Regions from separate parts of the Homo sapiens genome. Here regions 1 and 2 are each linked to region 3. The links are chromatin contacts, found by Hi-C or POLR2A ChIA-PET in ENCODE. All regions are on one chromosome and are shown on one strand. The core of a region is the stretch at or near the end of the contact, and the rest is flanking DNA. Distances in the headings are between cores, read along the strand shown. Region 1 has its middle 120 kb from the start of CT47B1. Region 2 holds the start of MCTS1 (MCTS1 re-initiation and release factor). Region 3 holds the start of TMEM255A (transmembrane protein 255A).

Region 1 (3,123 bases), core at 63-2,562, 440 kb before region 3:
GTAGGCTCATTTTTAAACTATGAAAGAACTCATTTGCATAGAACAGTGAATGACTTTTTTAATGTATTTATTAAAATAGGCCTCACTTTGACACTTTGTTAGCATTAGATTATGTTACTAAATGTGACTGAAAAAAATGAAACGAGACTGCACTTATTTAAAACAGTCTGGATTTCAGATTTACAGCTAATTCCGATTGATTTCCTTGCACCCTGTCCCCCACCAAAAATAAAAACTGGGCATACCAAATTAAGGAGCTTCGATGCTTAAAGTAACATCATAACACTGTTATCAGTTAACTAAACACTGCTCTTCTGCAGTCCATTAGAAGAACCTAGTAACAAGAAAACAGGTTGATATTAAAACTTTTACTTTAAAAAGTAATAACAGTAAATGGACCCCATTCCCAAGGCTGCCATCACATAGCCCAGGCTCCTGACCCTCTCTCTCTGCCTCCATTTCTAACCTAGAACAGTCTTCCAAGATGGCTAGCAGGATAATGCTAAAGCCCTGTCTGAAGTCCAGAAATTAAACACAATAGAGTCCATGATGAGCAAGACACTGATCACTGAGGTTGCGTCTCAGCATCAGACAGACTAGCTTGGGCATTTATCAGCTAAGACACCTCAGGTGAGCGGTTTAATTTCTCCAAGCCTCGGTTTCCTCAACTTTAAAATGGGAATAAAGAAAACATCTACATCATCAGTTGTTACAGGGATTGCATAAGGTTCTGTGTGTAAAACACCTAGCACAGTGCCTGGCACATTACATGCACACAGTAAACACTTTGATTGTCACACTCAGAAACAAGAGCTAATTTAAAGAAAAGAGGGAAAAAAACAAAGGTGAGAAGTGGGTTACCTTTCAATTAACTAAAATGTTACATTGCCCAGACTCCCATTCCCTGAGGGATCCCATTAAATTCACATTTATGGTATTGATTTTTTTCCAGGACAACAACCATTTTACACATTAAACATCTCTACCTCCTGCTATTTTATAGGTGGCTACTATAATAAGATCTCCACTCACATCAATTCAGAAGTCTATCTTTTTCCTCTGTCAAAAGCAGGAAATAAAGCTGGATAAGAGACCTAGGTCACTATGGGGGATGGAAATGTATCTAAGAATCCCCAAAGAATAGGTCAGGAGGGGGATCTGAAGTGGAATAAGAGGCTTAAGAGGAAGAAATTCAAATTGCTATGGCAGGTTTGTTTGGCTCTTGATCCAGAGAAGCCACATCTGCAAATGTTACACACACTGTCACGTGTTAGTTACTTCCCTTTTTCAAAAGGCACAAAGTCCTAGGTCACAAACCACCCCACCCCTCCCCCTAACCCAACAAGGTGAGAGAACAGGAGAGTTCAAGAACACTCAAACAAATAATACTTCCCCAACCCCTGACATAGCCTCCCTTTTTCCATGCTTGCTACTCTATAATTTATCCTCCCCACAACAGCCAGTGTGATCCCTTTTAATTCAGATCACACCACTCCTCTGCTTAAACCCATCCAATGTCTTTTTGTCTCACTCAAATTAAAAGTCCTAATCCTTACAATGGCCTACAAGGCCCTAAGCAACTTGCTAATCTGGTGTCACTAACCCCATGAACTCTCTAACCTCATCTTCTACCTCTCTTCCCCTCACTCACTTCCCTCCAGCCACACTAGACTTCTTTTCCTAGAACACACCAAACGCACTCCTGAATCAAGATCTTTGTTCTGGCTGTGACCTCTGCCAAGAATCTCTTTCTCCAGATTTTTGCATGGCTGACACCAGAAACCTTTTACAGGTTTTCCTCATTGTCCCTTTCTCTGTGAAACTTTCTTTGACCACCCTAATTCAAATTCGATCACACATCACTTCTGGCATTCTCAATCTCCCTTCCTTACTTTCTTTTTCTTCATTGTACTTATCGTCATTTAACATAACACATATCTTATTACCTTATTGTCTGTCTTTCCCATTAAAACATCGTACTCCATGATGGTAGGGATATTTGTCTCTTTTGTTCATGGATGTATTCCCAGGGCGTATAACAATGCCTGGTACATGATAAGCACTCACTATTTGTGGAATAAGTGAATTCACCTAGTTTAAAGTAACGGCCTTACCCTTACGGCATAATGTTTAGAAAAAAAAAATGTGTGTGTGTGTCTTTTTTTAAATAAAGAAGTGGCCTTCAACCCTGACTATACATTAGAATCATCTGGGCAGAGGGCTTTTTAAATCTATTCATACCAGATAATTCAGAATCTCCAAGAGTAGGACCCAGGAATCTTTCTTCGAAGCTATATAGGTAATCCTAAGGTATAGCCAGCGTTAACTCCTGGTTTAAAAAGTCAAATAGCTCTTCTTAATAACAGCCATCTCTGGGATTACCCTTCTTAGCTCAATAATTATTTGTTAAATGAAAGAATCTAGGTGAAATTAGGTTCCAACCATCATCAAGGGGAAAAAACCAAAAGGGACAGCTAGCGGTGTTGTGAGGCAGTATTCAGTGTGCTATGATTAAGAGGTAAGACAGAGAGGCAGTGTCTACAAATAGCAGTGCTTTCCTGGGGCCGACTTAGGTCCAGGAGCTGGCTTTCCATTTTAGAGGTGAAAAACCGTATTTTGCCAGCCCACACAGGTGCGAGGTGGGATCTTCTTGACGACTCCCATTCACCAAACTTACAAGAGATTGATAACACTGCATAATTATGCAACTGCATGACTAACTCATTGGTGCTCTAGCCCTGACACAGAGAAGAACCGTACAGAGACAGTACACTGGATGCAAAGGTTTTAATTTAGGGAGAGGGAGGTGGGAAGTTAGGAGAAGATCATCTGAAAAGGGCACTGCTCAGGTAGGCACTTCTCAGGTGTGCCATCCATGTGGTAAACATCTTTAGCCACTGTATGGAGCCTCTGCTTTGCCTATGTTTTTAACAGGGTTTTAAACAAGTGTTTAGACGTGCCAAACACCTGCTGGTGAAAGGAAAATGCGGGGGCGGCGGGGGGTGGTGTGCTTCAAGTGGAGAAAGATAAATTTGCATTTCCTACTCAAAAGGAGAAACAAAAATAATGCATAATGGGAGAAGAAATTTAATAACTACCATTTCTAATTGGGAACATGTTATC
Region 2 (3,219 bases), core at 193-2,692, 290 kb before region 3:
AGGATCTTTCTTAGGCATGATTTGATTAAGCCATGGTTCAATACCTGGAAATTGCTCTATCAATTGATTCTTAATACCCTTAATAACTGAAGTTTTCAACTGGATGCAGTTGGACACATTTTCTTTTTCATCAAATCTGCCAAGTAATTTTTGCAAGAAAAGAAAAGGCATTTCTAAGTAGAGGTATCAGAATACCTAAAGGTACTGTTCTAATTAGTCATTTATTCCCAACCAAGTATTTAGATACTTAATTATGAAATAAATTGTTCTTTTAAAAAAAAATACCATCTCCCTTTTACTCTGTCCAGCACAAAACCAATGTCTTAATACAATATTGAAATAAACTGTCAAGTATACAGCAATTAGCTGGGGTTAGGGGGAGGAATATGAGACATACTTTGCACCATAATCTGTAATTAGCTACACAAATGCCTTTCCTGGAAAATCTTATTCAATTCTACCCAGGAAGAAACACAGGCTCCCACCAATAATAAAACCTGAGATCAGAAAACAAAACCCTCAATTCTTGAGATACAAAAGACCAACCCAAGCATAACATAGAAAATCGGCCCCTGCTAGGCTATGTAATCTGCTGAGATTTTTTTTAAGTGATGATAATAATGATTTCTAAGATCCCTATTCGTTTTTGCTCAAAATTTCATGCACAAAACCCACCTTCCTTTGCCCATGTTCCCCCTTTGCTTTTTGCGTCTACCAAATCTGGAAGGCAAACCCACTAGTAGGTTCCCAAGGAATTTTTGTCTTCCTTACACTGAATAGCCTATGGGGCAATCGTTATTTTCAAGGCAAGGTTAATCTGGCAGCTAGGCAATAGGCATGACAGGCCGCTTGCTTCCTGTCACCCAGACTCCTTCACTCCCATGACCCAGGAAGTCAAGCCTTCCTTTATTCAGTTCATAACTAATAAACATATGGCAGTGAGCGCAGGGCTCCCCTCTCAGCTACAGAGAATATGCCTCTAAATCACAGTGCACGGATGTGATTGGTAGAACCCTAGGAATGGAGACAGAATTGGGGGAGGGGGCAAAAGAGAAAGAGGGGTAAGGAGAAAAAACAATGGGAGTGGAGGGACTGAAACCCAATTAAGGACTACGGATGGAAAGCTTAAAGAAGTGTTCAAGTTGGGAGTGAGAGCATAGTACTATAGAAAACCTTAGGGAGTCAGGATGGCAGGGGCGGGGGAGAGAGAAAGAGGATCTTAGCTCTCGCCCTCTTCCCCACCCCCACCCCACCGCCTTTGTGAGCAGCCGATGGAGGCCACAGCATGTCCTTACTTCTTGAACATGATCCAAGGTGAAGGGGGCGACGATAGGGAAGGGCCCGGAATGGGAAAGAAATTGAATTTGCAGGGGTCCGGCAGATCCCCTCACACGAGGAAGGCCGGCACTGACAGTCGGAGCTGTAGTCGTTATCCGGAAAACGAGAGCCAGCCGCGCTTTACGGCTCTCAGTCAAATCTGACTACTTCCGCTCCTCTGGACTCCACGTAGGCGCTTTTGCCGGCTCCTTTTAGGCAACCGGTTCCTCAGCAGTTGGAGGTAGCTGAAAGGGCGGGACTTGAGAGGGAAGAAGTGATAGAGCAATTGCAGGAAGAGAAGAATGGAGGGGGCGGAGAATCAATCAAAGTAGCATTTATGGCACTTGCGTCAGTTACGGGTTCCTCAAAGGGTCAAGATTCTTCCGTGCTTCGTTGCTACCTATCGTCAAAGTAAACGATTTTTTTAGAGGGAATGGTTTCTGTCCTGTCTGAGGCAACCGAATGGATTGGTGCTTACCTACCAGCATGAATCCAGGCAACCCTCATGGCTTCATGTTAAAGTGCTGGTAGGATTGCCAGGTTTAGCAAATGAAAATACAGGATGCCTATTTAAATTTGCATTTCAGGTAAACAATGAATATTTGTTTTAGTGTAAGTATACCTCATTAATATTTTGGATATACTTACACTAAAAATATACAGCGCTTGTTTAGCTGAATTTAATTGAGCATCCTGTTTTTTATCTTATAACCTTATTCACTGGCAACCGTACGATGCTCCCAAAGTTTTTTGCGGGTTTTTATTGAGACAGGGCCTCACTCTTGCCCAGGCTTGAATGCGGTGGTGCTATCATGGCTCACTTGCAGCCTCTACCTCCTTGGCTCAAGGGATCTTCCCACTTCAGCCTCCCAAGTAGCATGGACTACAGGCACACACCATCATGCCCGGTTAATTTTTTTATTTTTATTATTATTATTATTATTGTAGAGACGGGGTCTATGTTGCTCAGGCTGGTTGCAAAGTCCTGGGCTCAAGCAGTCCTCCCACCTTGGCATCCCAAAGTGCTGGGGTTACAAGCGTGAATGACTGTGCTCCCGTAGAATAATTCCCATAGAATTATTACAGAAGGTAATCTGATTTAAGAGATAATAGCTAAAGAGACATGTTTTACTTATGTAATTTTTTTAAAAATAAAGCTGATAGAGAAACAAAATTATGCCAATCAAGAGTTTCACTTTGTTTTTTGTTTTAGAGACAGCATCTCACTCTGTCACCTAGGCTGGAGTGCAGTGGCATGATCACGGTTCATTGGAGTTGCAACTTCCCAGGCTCAAGTGACCCTCCCGCCTCAGCCTCCGGAGTAGTTGGTACTACAGGCATGCACTACCACACCTGGCGAATTTTAATTTTTTGTAGAGACAGGCAGGGTCTCACTAAGTTGCCCAGACTGATCTTGAACTCCTGGCCTCGAGCAATTCCCCGAACTCAGCCTCCCGAAGTGTTGGGATTACAGCCATGAGCTACTGTGCCTGGCCTAATCAAGGGTTTTGATCAGCCAAGAAATCATGGAAAAATTTAAAAACCTGAAAAGGCCCTACGCAGGAGGTGGGGTGGGTAGGCACTGACATCCAAAACAAATACACCAGTCTCCCCAGGGAGTAAATACTCTAGTCCATATTGAGGAGACGGGCCATTAGAGCAATTATAGCAAACAGTACTATGCATTTAAATGATCCAACTAACACCTTGTCTTAATTCTATGGTATGAACAATATTCTGATTATAATTTGGCTTCCCATGAAGATCTGCCCACAGGGAAAGAATTAGCTACGTTCCAATCAAATCTGCATGAACAATTATGTTTGCATTTGTAAATTAATAAATTGGCATTCTGGTTTATACAACACTCTCTTGTGAACATCCTTAGTGAGAATCCACATT
Region 3 (3,176 bases), core at 305-2,804:
CCAAGTACTCTTCTTCATCCCATTGACTCTTAGAATAGTTTTATACTTGATTTGGTTTGGGTTTTTCGGGGAACATGGAGAAAGGATTGCAGCAACCATCAGAAGGAGGTGGTTGGAAGGAGACCTGGCAAGCAGAGCCTGGGAGCTCCTCAATGGGACAGTATGGGCACCTCCAAATAGGTATATTCTCTTAGCTATGTTAGGCTTCCAGGGCTGTTCCCAGAGGGAGGTGGAGTCCACTGTTACCCGCTTCCTCACCCTCCACCTCCCCTGGCCACCAGATAGATGTCTTGGGGGCACTCCAAGGAGGCCTCATCCTGATCTGCAGTTGTTTTGAGAACATTCAAACCACCTTTTGGTCCAACCACAAGGTGCTTCAAGCCCAATATCCTAATGGGGTCCAAAAGGATAGGTTCGAGAAGGATTTGGCTGTCTTCCAAGATCAATGACATTCCCACCTCATCCCCAGTTTCCCTTAGTAATCCACAGTGGATCTGTCAGCCATGACTTTACTTTCACTCTTTCCAAAGCTACTTGCATTTTCATCTTGCTGCATCTTTTGGAGCTAATGAATTCCTTAGGTTTTCCATTTGCTATAGAGAATAATAGTTCTTTTCAGTCGCCATAGCAAGAACACTCACCTTGGAGTCCAACAGATCTAGGTTCTAGCTCTCACTTCTGCCACTTACTAGCTGAGTGGGCACAGGATATTTTCTTCCCTTCTCTGAGATTCAGTTTCCTCCTCTGCATAATGGGGTTATTGATAACTCCTCTTCCTCCCTTGCATGGCTGCTATGATGATAAAATGAGATCCTTGTTATAAAAGCACTTGAACAGTACAAACTGGGGTTCTGGTGCAGAGTTATACTTTAGCTGAATTTTCTAGCTAAAGATTGGGGGCTGTTGGTTCTAGAATTCTCAGGTCTGGTGAATAAGGCTGTGCTCCTTCTCTCCGTCTCTGCATAATTTTATACACTCTGGTCACATCACTTCCCAGCCTTCATCGTTCTAGACTAAAGAGTCTGCGTTTGTTTAATCTATCTTCATATGTCAGCCACCACCCTCCCCCCGCCCCACACACACCATCCCTTTGATTATAGAGTGGCCCTTCTCTGGATCATCTCCAGCTCCATTATGTCATTCTGGAAGCACTAAGACCAGACCTGCTCAAGTGTGTGTGTGTGTGTGTGTGTGTGTGTGTGTGTTCCTCAGCTCTGAACCTCTGACTCTGACCCCCTCCCCAGTTATAAATCCTAGAACAGGATAATTACCCAAGACCCTGTCCAACTATAGAGAAGGTTGGTTGGCTTCATACTGAAGCCTCCCCCTCTTTCTCTGCGCAGCCCTGGCCCCAAGGGGCTAAAACTGCTCCCTGTCTGGCTTGGAAGGCTGGGAGGTGGATAACTAGGATGGGGAGACTGAGGGGGAGGGAGGAGGGGGGGGGTCTTGCGCAAGCGCACGCGGCTGCACGGACCGCCAATGCTGCTGCCTCCCAGAGCAGAGGGAGGCAGAAGAGGAGGGAGGGAGAAGAGTGGAAGGGAGGGGGAGGCGGCACTTGGGCTGCAGCTCGCAACCAGAGGCAGTGTCTCTCAGCTCTCGGAAGGACCGAGAGAGGCAACCGCGGAGTAGGATGCTCTGCGGGGCGCCCAGAGCCGGGGGCGCTTGAAGCAGCTTCGGGGACTGGGGCAACCGGGCAGTTTTCACCATGCATCAGTCCCTGACTCAGCAGCGGTCCAGCGACATGTCCCTGCCCGATTCCATGGGTAAGTCTAGCGGCCCTTCCTTCGGGCGGCGGCAGCAGGGGTTGAGTGCCCTGGCCTCTGGACTGTGAACGCCCCAGCTGCCCCAAAAGCCGGAGAGCGGGAAACGGGGCATGGATGGGGTGGTCTTCGCGCCCCAGCGTCTGGGTGGTGGACCAGAGTCCCAGGGGAGCGGCCTGGCTGCAGCGGGAGCGACGTGCGGAGATCGGAGCGCCAAGCTTGCGTCGGAGTATCTCTGCCCCGGAGTGCGGGTGTGTGCCTGTTTGTGTGCGTGTGTCTACAGACTTGCAGTCGGTGGTAAATCCCAGCAATCTGAGGATCAAAACACTTCCCTGCAACCTGCGCCTTCGCTTTCCATTCGACACTCCCTCTTTGCAAAGTCCTGGTCACTTCTAAGAGCTCACGACTAACGACAATTAGAAGCAGGGTCCTCGCCCCCTCCCAACTCTCTTGAAGCTGCCCTGAAATTTAGAGATGCAGTTGGGTGGGGGCCTGACTTGCACCTCGCTGATTGGGGGGGGGGGGCGGGTTGCGCAACTCTGGGGGATGGGCGGGGGTGAGAAGAAAGGGGGGGATGAGGGGAGGGGAATTCCTGAGGAATCACTCAAGACAGCCCAGCCCTGCCCTCTGCAGCGGCGGGATCAACATTCTTTGAATTTGATTGTTACTCTGCTCCAAATGCACGGAATGTGCATGAGTGTGAAAAGGGAGTCAGGGGCAGGAGTGAGAGCGCGAGAAAGAAACATCCAGCGCGAGCCCGCGCATCTTCTGAAGTCGCGCTTTTCCTCGCAGGGCGGAATGGAGGGGGAGGGGCACCCTTCGACTCCTTTCCTTATAGAAACTGGGGGACAGCTACCTTCGGGCACCAACTTGGCTGCCCCTCGAAGCTGCTTTTTGGTAGTTACAAAAAAAAACAAACCCAGTCCCCCTCAGCTGTTAGGCACCTTCCCAAGCCCTGTGATTTCACTGGGCGGAGAAATTAATTTGGAGCCCTGGAGAGCGGGAGGGGATTGTAAAATCATGATCCCACCTAATCTTTTAAAATTCGCCTCGGATACACTTCAATCAAATCGAATTCTCTCTTTCCAACATACTTTACATTCTGCAAAATCCCTCTGTCCCGCAGTTCCTGCCATCAGTCTGCTCAGGTCTTCTCCGATGAATTTGCGGGAACATCTCGAGTGGAGGGGGCAGGGAGAAGATCGAACCCCCTATATAATCTCCCTACTGCCCGCAGAAGACTCAGTGTCAACAAAACTCGTTCACCGGAGGGGCCCCAGAAAGTGTTATCTCCTGGATGGTGGAAAGATCCGTATCCTCAATGGTTTTGCATATTCAGTATAAGAATTTGCTTTTTCATTTTTAAGGGCGTAGTTATTTACAACGGGGTACAAATGAGGCCAAGGACTTGGTCCG

Evidence for each region. A loop is a pair of places that touch in the nucleus more often than their neighbours do. ChIA-PET counts read pairs that join two places held with the same protein, here RNA polymerase II (POLR2A). Pooled maps may share reads with other maps.
Region 1: a pooled map shows a loop between it and region 3 (5-fold over the local background). The contact joins the enhancer-like site here to the promoter of TMEM255A in region 3. A Hi-C loop is called at or near these places in 8 of 37 single-sample maps with no recorded cell type and 4 of 50 pooled maps.
Region 2: a map with no recorded cell type shows a loop between it and region 3 (8-fold over the local background). The contact joins the promoter of MCTS1 here to the promoter of TMEM255A in region 3. A Hi-C loop is called at or near these places in 3 of 37 single-sample maps with no recorded cell type and 3 of 50 pooled maps. POLR2A ChIA-PET finds 5 or more read pairs at or near these places in 1 of 52 experiments (CD4-positive, alpha-beta T cell).

The regions. Positions count from the first base shown.
Region 1 is chrX:120,753,465-120,756,587 of GRCh38, reverse strand. No RefSeq gene overlaps it. Among named protein-coding and RNA genes, the nearest start is that of CT47B1, 120 kb to the left of the region's middle. RefSeq lists an enhancer at 1,419-1,498. Within about 2 kb of position 1,312, at least 2 of the 41 ENCODE cell types and tissues checked have a DNase peak (open chromatin) inside an H3K27ac peak, as active enhancers do.
Region 2 is chrX:120,602,324-120,605,542 of GRCh38, reverse strand. MCTS1 (MCTS1 re-initiation and release factor) reads right to left here and starts at 1,442. Exons shown (of 6, transcript NM_014060.3): 1 at 1,296-1,442; 2 at 1-136. The coding sequence starts at 1,306.
Region 3 is chrX:120,309,839-120,313,014 of GRCh38, reverse strand. TMEM255A (transmembrane protein 255A) reads left to right here and starts at 1,554. Exons shown (of 9, transcript NM_001104544.3): 1 at 1,554-1,763. The coding sequence starts at 1,706.